Linked DNA regions of Homo sapiens: all the other regions are linked to region 1. A link is a loop called in an ENCODE intact Hi-C map of the cell type or tissue named here. Cell type or tissue: endothelial cell of umbilical vein. All regions are shown on one strand. Links, peaks and the distances in the headings refer to the core of each region. The heading gives the core; the rest is flanking DNA.

Region 1 (5,348 bases), core at 1,869-4,368:
AGAGGTAACAGCAGTAAAGAGAAAATGGTGGTGAAAACATCTAACAAATTTAACTGCGAACAAACAGATTAGATGATATGCGAGAACTTTTCAAGCTCTAAATTCTATGATCTATGGCGAACATACATTCACCAGTTATCCCAAACTCATTTAACCAATAAACCCCAAATGGGTTTTCTGTTGCTGGGGCATACGTGTCCCCAGAAAAACCATGTTAGGGATGGTAGCTGTGTTCCCAGCCTGGCTTCAGACCCTTAACTTTATGCATAGGGTGCTGAAATACTACATATTCACATTGGAAAAAAAGTATAGACAACAAAATCTTCAAAACACTAGTGACTGAACACAAAATCTGATAAATTTCAGTGACCCACAATGTGTTACTGATTTCTAATGCTTGTAGTAAAAGGTGAACAGGGGGAATGCAGGTTCTGAGAATTTCTGGTACTCTCGAAACTTCAGAGGTTAATGGCACTGAAAAATTAGAGTTAACTCTAATTTTCACCGAAGTGGTGATGGCTTTCCTTCCCCTTCATACAACTATCACCACTTTCATATATTCCAGGAGAGACTAGTGCCGTTTTCCGACTCACACGTTTCCAGTGGGTAAAAGCTGGATCAGAGATGGGAGTGAGGGTGTTGAAGAGAAGGTAAGGGTATGATCAGAAAAGAAAGTGTATTTGAATAAAGTTAACTCCGCTGTCGTGATGAAAACAGGGAAATAAGAACAACATAATGCACTGGTTCCTTGCGGGGAACACAAGAGAAGATGCCAGCTATGCCCTATATCTGCCCCCCAGGTGACACCCTGCGGCTGGAGCAGCCCAGCTGCTGGGCACATGGCTGGGTTATGCTGTGGCCTAGGGAGGGGGGGACAGGATGGTTAATGTGTAACAGCTGTTTACGTGAATGGGGCCTTGGTAAATTGTCTATTCCTATCTTAGGGAGTTTCTGCGGTGATTTCTACTCCTTTTACTCATATATTTATGAAAACTAGTGAAAAACAAAATTGTCTAATTAAAATATTGTCTACTTTTCTTCCCACTACTGGAAGCACCAAAGATGGCAAAATGACTAAAATTCTGAACAGAAGAGGAAGAAAAATAGAATAAAGATCGAAGTAGAAAAATTAAAACTGTAACGACGTTGTGCTAAGTTAAACAATAGTCATTCCTGGCCGGACGCAGTGGCGTGAGCCTGTAATCCCAGCACTTTGGGTGGCCAAGGCAGGCAGATCACTTGATGTCAGGAGTTTGAGACTAGCCTGGCCAACATGGTGAAACCCCAGCTCCACTAAAAATACAAAAAAAAAATATTAGCCAGGTGTGGTGGCGGAGACCTGTAATCCCAGCTACTCTGGAGGCTGACACAGGAGAATTGATTGAACCCAGGAGACGGAGAGGTTGCAGTGAGCCGAGATCTCGCCACTGCACTCCAGCCTGGGTGACAGAAAAAGATACTGTCTTAAAAAAAAAAAAAAATCATTCCCTAGAATAGTTCATTTTTGATATAAGATGGGAAGCAGAAAGTGAAGGATTGGTTTGTGAAAAAGTTACAGAAAGCTGCTTCATGATGCAAGACATTGTACCCTCTTCATTTTCCTTGTCTAACTCACCTTCGTAAATAGGAGTGAGGCAAAGACAGCAGAGCTGCTATCTTTTAGTTTGCTACGTTTGATATACTACGTTTGATATACTACATTTGATAGCCAGTATTTAGCCAGTATTCATAGTCAAGTAAAATATCAATTTGAAATCCAACATATAAAGTAGTTACTCTCTGAAGACACAGAGAGGCAACAAATTATATGCTAAAGCAAGCACTGAGCATTGTTTTTGTATTTAAACAGATTCTTATCCCAGGGAAGCCCTCCTCCAAGCTGATCAGAGGTAAGCTCTCAAATAGAGGAACTAACCATGATTCAGCACATTTAAAAAGGATTTATACCCATTCTTAGAAGGACACCCAGAGGAAACACCATCTGAGGTCTGAACAATAGTATCTGCTTGCCCTTTGATCTTAGTTTAAGAACACTTTGTACAACTTTTTTTTGTTGAAATGCCACTGAATTTCAAATTTACTCTTTGTAATCTCTTTAGAAGAACATCTACTGCTTCTTTGAATCACACTCTTGCAACCAAATTCTCCAAACTGTTTTTGCTGTGAGTAGCTTGCAGGCATGGATTTATTTTCTGCTAACAAAAATCTTCTTAAGTACAGGTAGCTTAAATGAAAAACAGTACTACTGATGCTATGTTTAGGAGAAAGAGATAGCGCATTATATCTAGTTACAAATACAAGTAGGGAGTATTCCATTTTTCTTCTTATTTATGTTTCCCAAGAGTAATTTTGTTCAGAAAATTGCCAGTATTTTTAGCACAAGTTTCTTGCTGCTTGTACTAATATATACTGATTCCCTTTTCTGAACACAATTTGAGTTTTTTAAATTGCCATTTAATCCTAGCATTTGGAGATAAATACCTCGTGAATTCAAATAAACAAGTGAAATCTGAAATGCAGATATTTAATTAAATGTTTTTACTACTCTCAAATGTAATGCATATTACAAATTAATATACATATGGGTGACTAATAAAAAAGGTGTATTAATAAAGCACGATGATTTACCTCAAATACTGTGAACCTCCCTGTCCTAAATGTCTTCACTGTAAACATTTTACTCAATAAAAATCAGGTATACCCTTTCTAAATAATCAAATCTTCCAAATCAGTGAAATATGAATTTGAAGCATGGGCTATGTCTATATGTTCACTAATTCAGCCTTTTCAAAGCATCTTCCATGTGGTCAGCATTATGTTAGGCACTTGGGCTACTGTGGTGGGTTAGCGTGGTTTCCGCCTTTGGAGGCTGACATCCTACAGGGGAGACAAACAAATGAGTAAGCAAATTTAACAAGAAAAAAGAAAAACTTGTGATAAGTACAAGGAAGGAAATAAGCAGAGTGCTGTCATGGTACAGAAGTGGGTGGGATGGAGGCATGACCAGTTTATATAGAGTGGCAGAGAAGGTCTCTCTTAGGTGAATTTTAAGCTAAGACCTGAAGGATACCTCTCCAAGGTCACCAAATTGGCAGGGATGCTGACTAGGCTGCCAAGACATTTTTAGCATTAGAAAACAAATAGAAAATGGCATCTGTGGCCCTGAGTGAATGCAAGTTCACGAGCTCGCTCACCCAGGCACTCTGCACACCAGCAGCCCAGGCAGCAGACGGTTAGCATTTAGAAGGTGACACATCCCAGCCTATTCACCCAGAAAGAGTTTGAAACAGTCAACATAAACAACAATGAGCTGGTTGGATGACCAGCACTTGCGCTATGAGAGAGAAATTTATCCTGTTGATTCACACTTCCTGATAGTCCGGCTGGCTTACAAGGCTCGGGGTGTTTCAAATGTATTTCATGAGTAAATTATTCCCCCAGTCCCAGGGAAGTCGGATGTTTACAACTATGTAATACTTTCCCTTGTACTTCCAGTGTGTAATTTACTTAACCTAGTAGGTATAAGCGTACTTTAAAACGCAGCGCTGTCATGTTTATCTTTCTGTAGATTCTTTAATAGATGAGTCAGGTAATGTGGCAGTTAACATGGCATTGACAGCAATTAGGAAATCTGTAATTCTCTAGTATCCCTATATAGAGAATCCAACATTGGTACGCAATAACTTTGTTCAAATGAACTGTCCTTCCTATGTTCAGAGTCATGGCAATCAGATTTTACCCCATTCTAGCCTCTGATGATGAAATACCCCTTTCCTATTGCTACATGGATTAAGATGAAATAGAATTGCTTCATTGGCAGGTGGCATGGCTTGCTGCTTGGATTCTACTTACCCGCAAAAGGTTTTCTCTTCACACTATCAGTATAGAGTCCAGAAGTGGACCTACAGTAGCTATAACTTGTACAAGGAGCCCAGTGATAGGAATATGAGGGGCTTGGGATAGAATTCCCATCCTAGAATTCTCTTTCAGTTCTGTGTCAGCCTGTCTTGGGGCCTGGAATTGCACTACTGGGTGAGTTCTCTTAAAAATTTTTAGGGGATTTTTTTAGATCTTTCAAAATCCTTTACGAAAAATGTCAATATCCCTAGGGAGATACTATGTTAAACCATCACCCTAGCAAGGATTAGCTGACAGCCAGCTTTAAGCAGTGTGACTCAGAGGCAGTGTGTCCCTGTAGCCCACGAAAAGTCAGAGAAGCAAGGAATAAGGGGAATTTGGAGGGTCACTAAATACAGTAAATATGACTATACTTTACAAATTCGCCTTAGGCCCAGCTCTTGAAATTTCAAATACCATCTAAGGCAGTGGTTTCCAAACACTGACATCACCTGAGATCTTGACAAAACAATGACACTGCTGGGCATGGTGGCACACTTCTATCTTCCCAGCAACTCAGGAGGCTGAGGCAGGGGGATTGCTTGAGGCCAGGAGTTTTGAGTCCAGCCTGGGCAACGTTGGGAGATCCTCTTTATTTTTGAACAAAAAAATACTGCTACCTGGTTTCCACCTCCACACATTCTGATTTGATATGGAGTGCCACCTGGGCATCTGGGTTTTTTTAAGGCGTTCCCCCCTACCTCCCACGTAACACCCACGTGATTCTAATGTGTAGCAATGTTTGAAAGCTTTGCTCTTCATCTCTTACTGGGACAATGTATCCATTTCCTTCAGACATTGGGATCTCCTGTGCCAGTGTTTCCTGACCACGGTAGCATATTAGAAAAACCTAAGGTACTTAAAAAAAATGATGCCTGTGCCCCACCCTCAAAAGATTCTGACCTAACTGATCTGGGCCCACGAAGCGGCCCTAATAACCCTAGAACTCTAAGTCCCCCGGGTGATACTACAGGGCAGCTAATGCTGAGAACCTCGGTTCAAGCCCAGGAATTGTTTTCCCAGGGACTGTAACACGATTCTCTGTGAAGTAGCCAGGAGCGCCAGTCTTCCTCCCCTTTGTCCAGGTTAGGACTACCCCCAAGAGGCAATAAAACATTTCCCCAGAGCTGCCAGGAAACCTGGAGGCGGGGTGGGGGCGGGGGGTGAGGGTGGAAGGAGAGGAGAGGAAGAGAGCAAGGGGAGGAATTTACTAAGTCAGAAGCAGCAGAAAAGTTAGAATAAGGAACAGCGCTGGTCCTCTGCCACCCTGGCCCCCACCCACTACAAATTTTATTGACTGGCATGAGAATTTCCTTAGAATGCTTCCTGGAGGTGGCTCAACCTTGGATTTGGTTCCAATAAATTGTGAAAATTCTTGTCCAATCAGAACCCCGGGCAGTGCAAGCAGCCAGATTGGCAGGCCCTGAGCCTGGACTCCTGTGAGATTCTGT
Region 2 (5,348 bases), core at 1,266-3,765, 240 kb before region 1:
AATCCCAGCACTTTGGGAGGCCAACATGGGTGGATCACCTGAGGTCAGGAGTTCGAGACTAGCCTGCCCAACATGGTGAAACCCTGTCTCTACTGAAAATACAAAAATTAGCCAGGCATGGTGGCGCATGGCTGTAGACCTAGCTACTTGGGAGGCTGAGACAGGAGAATCGCTTAAACACAGGAGGCAGAGGTTGCAGTGACCTGAGTTCGCACCACTGCACTCCAGCCTGGCCAACAGAATGAGACTCTATCTCAAAAAAAAAAAAAAAAAAGAAAAGGAAAGAAAAACCCTAAGCCCCAAGGTGACAGTATGAGGAGGTAGGGCCTTTGGAAGATAATTAGATTACAAGGGTGGAGACCTCATGAATGGGATTAATGCCCTTATAAAAGAGAGCTGCCTTCCCCCTTCCACCACATGAGGACACAGTGAGAAGGTGCCATCTGTAAACCACAAAGCAGCCCTCACCAGATACCAAATCTGCCAGGGCCTTGATCTTGGACTTCCCAGCCTCCAGAACTGTAAGCAATAAATTTCTGTATTCTATAAGCCACCCAAATCATAGTTTCCTGTCATAGCAGCTTAAATTGACTAAGACACCTGGATCTTAGCTTCTTTAGAGTGGATTTATTTTGCATTCTGTAGTAGCTAAGCACTAACAGAAGTAAATATTTAAATTACAAAATTGTGCATATCTTTAGGGGAAAAAGTGAGCACTTCTGTGTCCCCGTTTACACTCTGCTCTCCAGATGCTGATGACGCTTCCCAAAGCACAGCAAGAAACACGCCTACTCCATGGCTTTCTGAGTTTCTGTCTGCTCACACTGCTGATGCCAGCACTGCTGTCCCCACTTGCAAGCTGGGACATCCCCTAGATAACTCTCCAAGTGAGCGGATGGTAAACTGACGTTGAGGGGAGACACTGCGGTCCTATTTTGTGCGTGCCTCTGCTGTCACATTTAACACAGGGCTGTGTAGTCATCTATTGAGGTGTCTGTCTCTCTGACTAGACTAAGGCTTGTGGTGAGGACCATCTATTCATGTTGTCCTGTTTGCCAAGCACAGTGGGAGGCAAAGGGATGCCCCACGGGTGCTTAACAGGCATTTGCTGAAACAAAGTGCAGGTGGAAAGTGGCCCTAATAGTGCAGCTGTGGCATCAGTGAAGCTGATCGTTAGTTCCATGAGGGAGTGGACTGACAAGAGGAGCATTTGTCATCCACATGAAAACACCTTTTGAGCATGAAAGTGGGTGTCACTAATACATACAGTAGGACAAAACCAGGATTTTCTGGAGGAAACAGAGGTACGGTCACCTTCTTATGACTGTCAACACAGGATTATTACAAGGTGTCTGTGAGTCACCCTAGGAAGTCCTGTGTCCCTTGCGTTCCATCCAGAGCAAGCTTAGGGAACACTCTTGTGCATTTGGGATCTCTGGAAGCAAAAGTTGCCCTGGGACTAGAGTTGGCTTCCTCCACCTGCATTTCCCCAAGAATCCTAATGGCGACACACTGTGTTTTCAACAGTTGAGCTCCCGCCTCATGTGGAATCTGTGGGTTCCTGCTAAATCACCAGAGTGAGGTGTTGGTGCACCTGGTGTGAGCCATCACAGTGACCCACGCAGGTGCTGAGAGGCAGGGCTTTGCTGCTGCTTGGTTGCTGTGGCCAGTGTTTACTTGACAGCACCACGCTGTGCTTGCAGGGAACACATGTGTGGTACAGCATGCTCTCCCTCTGCCCTGGTCTTCTGCTTCAGAGACAGGACCTTCCCCAGAGCAGGGTTTCCATCCTGCTTCTCTGTCTACATTAGGGGAAAGCTTGCTGTTTTTTATCTCACTCCGGGAACTGCCGAGCCACCGTCGGGGTGGTTTCCCTGATGGCATGGGGATAAGTTCAGGAGACAATAAACCTCTTGGTAGACAGAAGACTTCCTAAAATATGTAGTCTGACAAAAAGGGAGATGAATGACAAAGATATAAATTTGCAATGAAAGAAAACAGTACCCCCAGCACCAAAAAATACTTTCCGTGCTATGTAAGTTATGCATAAACACTACAGCCGATTCACATTTGATAAACTATTAACTTCCCCATTTCTTTGATAGGAAGGCTGTGGAGTGAGATAAAGCAGGATTGCACCATGGAGGACAAACATCTCGGCATCCAGTACACTTCAAAATGTTTCTTTTTTTTTGTTTTCAAGACTGGCTGCTATTTCCTCCATGCCTCTTGTTTATTAGCGTGTTGACTCATCTAGAGCCCAGCGCCTTGTTCCACACCAGAGAGATGGACTTGTGCCTCTGCCAAGTGGAGTCGGCTCGAGAGATAACAGCCAGCCACAACAATGGTCTTCCTCAGTCCCTCGGCCAAAAAGACCTTTGGCACAGTGAGCTGAGAATGACTCATCCCCAGTGCCCTGGAAGGCTCCGAAGTTCTGGGAGCACGGAGTGGTTGTTTGCCAGACAGAGATAACAGGCAGGATGCCGCAGAGAGCCAGACGTGCTCCGAACTCAGGGCCCCACCTGGCAGACGCAGAAAAGGAAAAAGGGATGAAGCAGCCAGTTAGCACATGGTTTCCCGGTTGCCCAGTCCATGCCGTCAACACCATCCAACATTCTGAGGTTTGCCAAAAGGATCTCGTTTACTCCTGGGTCACGTAAAGAGTACTTAACTTTTCCCCCCACTCCTTGCCGTCGTCTTAAGAGTACTTAACTTTTTTAAAAAGACTAATGCAATCAACTCATCTTGAAGAGTTTGCTCACTTTCCATTGCCCTTGGAAAAAAAAAATGCATGATTATCTGACAGGATGAGGGTTTGATTGTCACATAAGTCATTCTCTCGATGGTTGACACATCCTTGACTCTCAAAGGATGGCGTTGATAACCTAGAGAGGCAACTGAGAATAGCCTAGGACTGGACCTGCTTGTTCTGAGCTGCCTAAAGAGCCTCTGAAACTAGTGTTAACTGTTCCACTCACTAACCTTGCCTTTATGAGGTAGGAGGTGGGACTCAACTCTGGAGACGGGGCTCAGACACTGGACCAAATTAAGGACTAGCTACAACAGGACCAGGGTGGAAGCAGCTTTCCATAAGGCGTGCCCACCAGTGTGCCATGTCAGTTTACCATTGCCATGTCAACACCCGGGCGTTATCGCTCCTTTCCATGGCAATGATCCGATGACCCAAAAGTTACTAACCCTTTCCTAGAAATTTCTGCATAAACCATCCCTTAGTCTGTATATAATTAAAAGTGGGTATAAATACGACTGCAAAGCTGCCCTGAGCTGCTCCTCTCTGCTTATGGGGTTGCCCAGATCTGCAGGAGCAGTCATGGAGGTATAACACTGCTGCTTCAGTTAAGCTGTTTTTGTCTACCTCCAGCATGCCCTTGAATTCTTTCCTGGGCAAAGCCAAGAACCCTCGTGGGCTAAGTCCCACTTTGGGGCTCACCTGCCCTGCACCATTTAGATGTAGAGATGGCTACACTGCTTTGCAGGCTTCTTTAGCCCAAGTCATTAGATGCACAGGTAGCCATCACCTTTGAAAGATTCTGTTGTAAACTTGTGATAAAAATGCCTTTCATGGTCTCATAGACATTTTTTATAATAACTAAAATAGTGATTGTTTTCATTACAAGCTCAGTATTGTACTATAAATCACTTAACTGCTGAAGTACAATGTAAGTCCTGAATGGCAATGTCAGTGTTATTAACCATTATTAACTCAAGGACAGTGGGGAGTAAGGAAGATGAGTTCTGTTTCATCATTTTCCAAAGTCACAGAGCTTGTTCTTCAACAGTGACTCAAAGCAAATGCCATAGCCTGCTTTGTTATAAGAATTTTGATACATAGTTAATATTTACATAATGACTTACAATTCAACATGAAAGCTCCCATGTCAGTACTAAGTAACTTAATTACACCATTTATAAATACAGTACTGTCGGCCCTCCCTACCCTTAGGCTTCCCACCTGCAGATTCAACCAACTGTGGATCAAAAATATTCAGAAAAGGCCAGGCGCAGTGGCTCATGCCTGTAATCCCAGCACTTTGGGAGGCCGAGGTGAGCGAATCACGAGGTCAGGAGTTCAAGACCAACCTGGCCTACACGGTGAAACCTTGTCTCTACTAAAAATACAAAAATTAGCCTGGCATGGTGATGCGTGCCTGTAATCCCAGCTACTTGGGAGGCTGAGGCAGGAGAATTTCTTGAACCTGGGAGGTGGAGGTTGCAGTAAGCTGAGATTGCGCCATTGCATTCCAGCCTGGGCGACAGAGCAAGACTCTGTCTGGAGAAGAAAAAAAATTTCAGAAAAAAACAATTAAAAATAACAATACAACAACAAATAATAACACATATAAGAATCAATGCAGCATAACAACTATTTGCGTAGCATTTAGATTGTATTAAGTATTAAAAGTAATCTAGAGATTTTTAATGGATATCAGGAGGATGTGCATAGATTTTATGCAAATATGGTGCCATTTTCTCTAAGGGATTTGAACATCCACAGATTTTGGTATCCACTGGAGGTCCTGGAACCAATCCCCCACCGACACCAAGGGACGGCTATATATTTTTTCCCTTGACCTAACACCTACTCACTTTTGGACAGCATTATAAAATAATCAGCATCATCTCCAGAAGTATTTATCAGGCATCTATCATGGTATTGTATTAATTAGGTCATCTACTGAAAGGCAGAATGTTCTTCACTTCAGATTTTACAACACCCTTTTTTCATAATACGTGGATAGGTTTGTTTTTAAATGTTGGTGACTTAAACCTCCTGAAGAGAGGGACCTCATCAGAGTGGAAGTCTTACTTCGATCAAAGCCCGATCATACAACCTATTTTCAGCATGTTTCTAGCAAGTTAAGGCGAAGCTTAGCTAGATTGCTTAGGCTTGGGTAAGGACCGCACACTTTGCTTGTAGCGTTCTTAGTCTCTTGGTCTAAGCAAGGCTGTGATTCACCATCTGAACTCAATAGCGCCGTTTCTTGCACTGGGTGGTTTGCTAAATTCACATAGATAACCCAAAGAAAGTTCAAGATCAGAAAGAGAGAAGATTGACTTACTTGTTATGAGGGAATTTTCATTCACAGAGCCATAAAAATATAATCATGAATTTTGTGGATACTGCGTCCTTTGGGCCAGCCATCTAGGGTACAGATGGGACGTGATGCCATTGTCTAGAAGCCCTAGGGTTGCAGGTGGCTGCTGGCAAAGCGACCCACCATCCATCCCTTGCTGCATCGGGATCAGGGGCCGTTCCATGAGCTGCTGCCCTGAGAGGCCTCGGTGTTTCTGTTCTTTGCCACCCGCTTCTGTATGTGAATCACTCT
Region 3 (5,348 bases), core at 1,266-3,765, 270 kb before region 1:
AGGTGACACTGATGGTTCCCTAAACGCATCACTGGATAAAAGCATCTCCTTGTGCAGATTAAACGAGCTCCTGTAACATTTTGTTCTTGGTTTCCTTAGCGCGGGACGTTCTGTGGGGTAAATCGGCTCTGAGGTTGCTGCCTACGGGATTACACTAGGGCTGAACAAATGACTAGTGAAAGTGCAGAGCAGTCCCCAAGGGTTTATTTTCATCCCTTCCTTCTTGCCCCGACTGGCCCCTGGCTATCACAGACCTAGGTATCTTATGAAGTGAATTCGGCTCCCACTTGGAGATCCCAGGTCCCAGTGGTATCTGCAATCATGAGAGCATAACAAAATCCCTCTTCTCTTCTGTATCTGGGGTGTGTGTGTGTATGTGTGTGTGTCTTATATGGATGTTGGGTTTACTGTGTTAAAATCTTATGTAGGCCACAGAATAAGACTAATTAAGGCCACAGAATAAGACTATACTTAAGTCCTGAAATGAATAGACCTTACTAATGTTAATCACCTGAGAAAGTGGTGCGTTCTTAAAGAGGACTAGGTGGGTGTGAGAACCTACCTCTCTCACCCTCTCTCTCCCCCTACCCCTTTTCTTTCTTCTCTCTCTCCCTCCACAGTGGGCAGGGGTTACAGATAACCTCTGCCTCACAGAAGTGGACTACAGGTCACGCAGTCATCTTTGTAGGAGCACCTGAACCAGAGATGAGTGAGTTATGTTTTGTAAACCAGATTCTCTATATTGTATTGTGTGGCCATTTCCATGTTGTAACCCCCAAATTCTCCATGAAACTTCGTTTAAATGTTCCAACATGATCTCAGCTATGTAGAGGAAGTTAAGCAAGGCACTGTCCCTCAACACCAAAAGTATTGGATAGTGGTGGTGGCAGGGAGAAATCTCAAAGAAGGTAGATGTTGTCCCGTGAGGTCTAGTTACTACTCTCCATGTGGACGTTTCCCCCTCCATTGCCCACCTAGGAGCATCTAGACTAAATTTTCATGAAGAAAAAAGCAAGTTCCCTCTGCAAGTTCCTAACACTTACAGTGTTAGGGATAGCAAAATTGCAGGCTATAGCAACTGAAAAGTAACCTGGAACACTCATTGCTGAGGCTGACTGACTGGCTGAACCAAGTGTAGACAACGATGTGTAACCTATCCTGCTTCTTGCAAAACAAAACATGGATTAAATGTGTGCAGAACAGAAATGCATGTTTTGAACATTAATTATCAAACTAATTTTATTTTTTTCAGAAGATGAAGAAAATTTAGATTATGCAAAATCATTAATTCAGCATATTATAAATGCGTTATAAACTGCCACCTAACCCCAAGAAGCCTTCCCTATGCTCCCCATTTTCCCTTTAGCTACTGCTCCATTTATCTGCTCACGTTTATAGCAAAATGCCTGGAAGGAGCTGCCAGTATTTGCTGCTGTGTCCACTTACCGCATTCTGTATTCTCCCTTGAACCCTTTCCAGCTTGGCTTTCAGTACCACTCCTCCCCTGAAACCACCAGCCACCTCCATTGGGCCAAATCCAATGGTCCTGAGTTTTCACCTTATTTTTCAACGGCAGTAGGTACAATCGATTACTCTCTCCTTCTAGAAACACTTTCTTCACTTGGCTTTTTGATGACCAGCTATTCCTGGTTTGCTTTCTGCCTCTCTGGGTGTTCCTCCTCTTTCCAACCTCTAATTATTGATATGCCTCAAGGCCAGACCTCCAGCTATCTCTTCCCTGCAGATACTTCCCTGCAGCCAGTCTTAGGATGATTAACTATCAACTCCCCAATTTGTATCTCCAGCCCTGTTTTTTTCCTCACATATTTGACCACCTGATTAACATCTGCACTGAGATGCCTAATAGGCATCTCAAACCTCAATATCTGTGCCTCAGTTTCCCCACCTGTAAAATACGGGTGGTAAAAAGACCAATACTTAACCTCGTAAGTTTGTTTTGAGGATTAAATGAGTTAATATATGTAAAATAGAACCTCACATGTGCTATATTTAATGTTTCCTTTATAACAATGATTATCATTATCATCAATTCTAGATGTCCATTTGGGAATTTGCTCTGTGTAATCCATCCATTAAAAGGTCAACAGGTCATGATCATAAGAAATTTAAGCTTCTTAGAATGAAGTCCATAACAGTTCCCCTTGGACCACTTAGTTGGATTAGACTTTTTTCTGTGGTCTTAAAATACATATTAAACCAAAGAAATACTAGTTTAGTAAATCCTTAGATGGCACACCCATACAGCTGGTACCACAAATGATGTCACATTTCAGGAAGATCAGCTAATATATTCCATGGAATCAAAGGTATTTTTCAGGATGAAATGTGTTTTACTTCTAGTTCCCATGCTGGTCTTTGACTCAGACCCAAATCAGAGAAAAATTTAGCCTTTCAAATAGGTCTCTGCTGAACCCATTTTGATAGCACTTAATTTGTCGAAGTTATTTATTACCACATTTAGTAATTTTGGTAAAAATTTCTCACTTCTTAAAACAAATTTTGCTTACACCCTTTCAAAAGAATGTTATTGGTATGTGGGTAGGTTGTCTGGGGCCAGCCTCTTATCTAGAGACCAGATTTTAAAAGTCTGAGTTGAGTGAAGTGACTTAGACTGCATGCCTTTTGTTTTGTTTTGTTTTCATATGCATGTATGGGTCTTGCTAAAACACATTGCTCCCCTCATCTAGGAACAATGCCGCACACATCATTTCCTGAAATAATGGAGTTGGAAGGCAATTATCTACTCACAAAACAGGCTGAAACAACAGTTCCTGATATTCTTCTCAAATACTTTAACTTCCCAAGGAATCCGGAAAAAATAATTCCATGAGACAGTGTTGTGAATGAAGGTATGACATTCCAGTTTCCTTCACTGCAGTCCAGGGACCAGAGGTAATAAATTACCAAGCACTCGGCGCTATTGACAGGGGCTCTGGCCATGGTGAGCTGTTTGTCTTTGTACTGCCTTACAGCCTCTTGGGAGATGATGGCCCTGGGTTCCTTTTTGTACACTTTTGGGAAGCATCCCAGAGATTACTTGCAGTTTATTGAACTATTCTTATTTTACAACATTGTTTTCCTTTTACTCCTAAAGAGAATTTGGGACTTCTGTTTCAGACTTTCCAGATAAGAAATGCAAACTTTTAGAAAGAATGAATATTGGCCAGGTGCGGTGGCTCACGCCTATAATCCCAGCACTTTGGGAGGCCGAGGCAGGCAGATCACGAGGTCAGGAGATTGAGACCATCCTGGCTAACATGGTGAAACCCCGTCTCTACTAAAAATACAAAAAATTAGCCAGGCGTGGTGGTACATGCCTGTAGCCCCAGTTACTTGGGAGGCTGAGGCAGGAGAATTGCTTGAACCTGGGAGGCGGAGGTTGCAGTGAGCCCAGATCGTGCCATTGCACTCCAGCCTGGCAACAGAGCAAGACTCCGTCTCAAAAAAAAAAAAGAAGAATGAATATCTATTTCAGCAAAACATGTTTTGGGGTAGTGTGAGAGTTTTTTGGGCCCCTTGAATGTGGATTGGTAGATACTCCTATGAAGAGGCATCTTTATAATCCTTAGCAATCTAAACATCACCAAGGTAGCCTGATGGTACCCATGGCAAAGAATAACAATTAGGAAGATTGCTAATGTTTAGACATTGCTTTCTGGAATTCTCATTTGAAAGGAAGTCGGTACTGTATTTAATCAGGGATGAGAAAAAAATTGAGAATAGTCATCTGGCTGTTGAGCCTGTACAAGGCCAACTAGAAAGCTGTTTGGAAACTAGGTTGTGTTTTACATTTCATCTGAATGTTTGCATTTGCCTCTGTGTTGACATATCCTCCCCCATGAGTGAAAGGTGTAATAAATTGGATATAAGAGTCACAGGGAGGAACACTGAGCAGATTGAAGAGGGACTTGAGACACTGCAGCATTACTTAGGGGGTTTCATCGGCTGCCTCTGGGCATTTTTCCCGGAAAGATAGACCATTCTCTGTCTGGCTTTCTGGGTCTTCGTAAATCCTCTTCCCTGTGTGGAAGCTTAGGTATCGATGTCGTGTCTCTTCATTCCGCCTCAAAATCAACTTGTTTGACATTTGCTCTAGTGAAATGTATAACTTTTACAAGTATAGTGTGAAACTGGCATTTAAAACTACTTATTTCAGGCAGCCGGATATGGTGGCTCTAGCCTCAGGAGGCCAAGGCAGGATTACTTGAGCCCAAGAGTTTGAGACCAGCCTGAGCAACATAGTGAGACCCCATCTCCACAAAACAATTAAAAAATAAAAATGCTTATTTCTGATTGTATCAGAAATTTACCAATTCCTCATAAATTATGGAAATCGCTAAATTGAGGTTTTCTTTCTTTAAGGCATCTTTCCATTTGGCCTGGCCACTGCCTGGCCGAACGATGTGGTTGGCCACACATCCATGTTAGAAAATCCATTACCTTTCTCATTGTTCCTTGATTCCCACTGGCTCTTTTCAAGCCAGGAGACTCAAATTGAGAAGCTATAGGTGGAATGAGTCAATTTGTTTTATTAAAAAGGTAATGGGTCAAATTACCTCTTGAAGAAGAGTCAGTGACAAAAGCTAAAAGCAGAAGTAGGGTTTGTGCCACCATGCCCCAAGGGACAGCGAGTGGGGCTGTGCAGCCTGCGGTGTGGGGAAAGCAGTCCTGGGTGGAGGAGGGCCAGGCATAGGCCTTGGCACATCGTTCATTCCGTGGAATATTTTGGAGCCAGATTTCAGTGGTCTAGGCCTAGTTAAGAACTTGAGAATGAACAGTGTCTGGAGTCTTAAATCAGTTGTCTTCATTGTTTGGCTTTAGTTTATAGCAGTGGAATCATTTTTGGCTTTCTTATCTTGGCTCACTCCCAGGATTGGCTTAACACACTAGTTACCCAATTCTATAAATTCCAGTTACCTTACTAGTCTTCATAGCTACCTCAGAGGGAAATCGCCAGCCATGAATACTCAACTCGATGAAGCTGTCTGTGACGCACTTAAGCCCTAATGGGCTGCTGTTTATATTTAAGGATAAGTGTTATTAATGTTTTCTGGAATGGTCATTATTTTCTTGGTAATATTGAAATTTGGCAAGATATAGTATAGCTTGGTAAGCAAATACCAATTGTCTGTTAGTCTTCAATGACTAGGCATAGCACAGACTTACACAGGTAGGAAAGTTAAATTCAAGTCTGTGAATTTTTAATTCATTGTTACTTATACTGGACAAGTGATAGATTATGAATTTATATTTGCCATATACTTTTTTATAAGCATTGTTAAATATAGAATGAAATTTTTCTAAAGCAACATCTGTCTTAGACTGCA

Evidence for each region. Hi-C counts contacts between places; a loop is a spot of excess contacts. Peaks named below come from ENCODE experiments on the same cell type or tissue, not always from the same donor. Only the 100,000 strongest peaks of a DNase experiment are listed, where the experiment ranks them.
Region 2: it touches region 1 in a loop (10-fold over the local background); 3 of 110 quality-filtered maps call a loop at or near these places.
Region 3: it touches region 1 in a loop (4-fold over the local background); 90 of 110 quality-filtered maps call a loop at or near these places.

The regions. Positions count from the first base shown.
Region 1 is chr6:7,729,033-7,734,380 of GRCh38, reverse strand. All of the region lies in intron 1 of BMP6 (bone morphogenetic protein 6), which reads right to left. Among named protein-coding and RNA genes, the nearest start is that of BMP6, 5.6 kb to the right of the region's middle. In endothelial cell of umbilical vein, for the core only: no CTCF peak of the experiment used is centred there; DNase peaks (open chromatin) are centred at 1,970, 2,890 and 3,350; H3K4me3 peaks cover 1,726 bases; H3K27ac peaks cover 2,500 bases.
Region 2 is chr6:7,972,279-7,977,626 of GRCh38, reverse strand. The region is part of intron 4 of BLOC1S5-TXNDC5 (BLOC1S5-TXNDC5 readthrough (NMD candidate)); the gene reads left to right. Among named protein-coding and RNA genes, the nearest start is that of TXNDC5, 64 kb to the right of the region's middle. RefSeq lists a silencer at 1,581-1,710. In endothelial cell of umbilical vein, for the core only: no CTCF peak of the experiment used is centred there; a DNase peak (open chromatin) is centred at 2,336; H3K27ac peaks cover 2,500 bases.
Region 3 is chr6:7,997,844-8,003,191 of GRCh38, reverse strand. The region is part of intron 4 of BLOC1S5-TXNDC5 (BLOC1S5-TXNDC5 readthrough (NMD candidate)); the gene reads left to right. Among named protein-coding and RNA genes, the nearest start is that of BLOC1S5, 64 kb to the left of the region's middle. In endothelial cell of umbilical vein, for the core only: no CTCF peak of the experiment used is centred there; DNase peaks (open chromatin) are centred at 1,591 and 2,781; H3K27ac peaks cover 2,436 bases.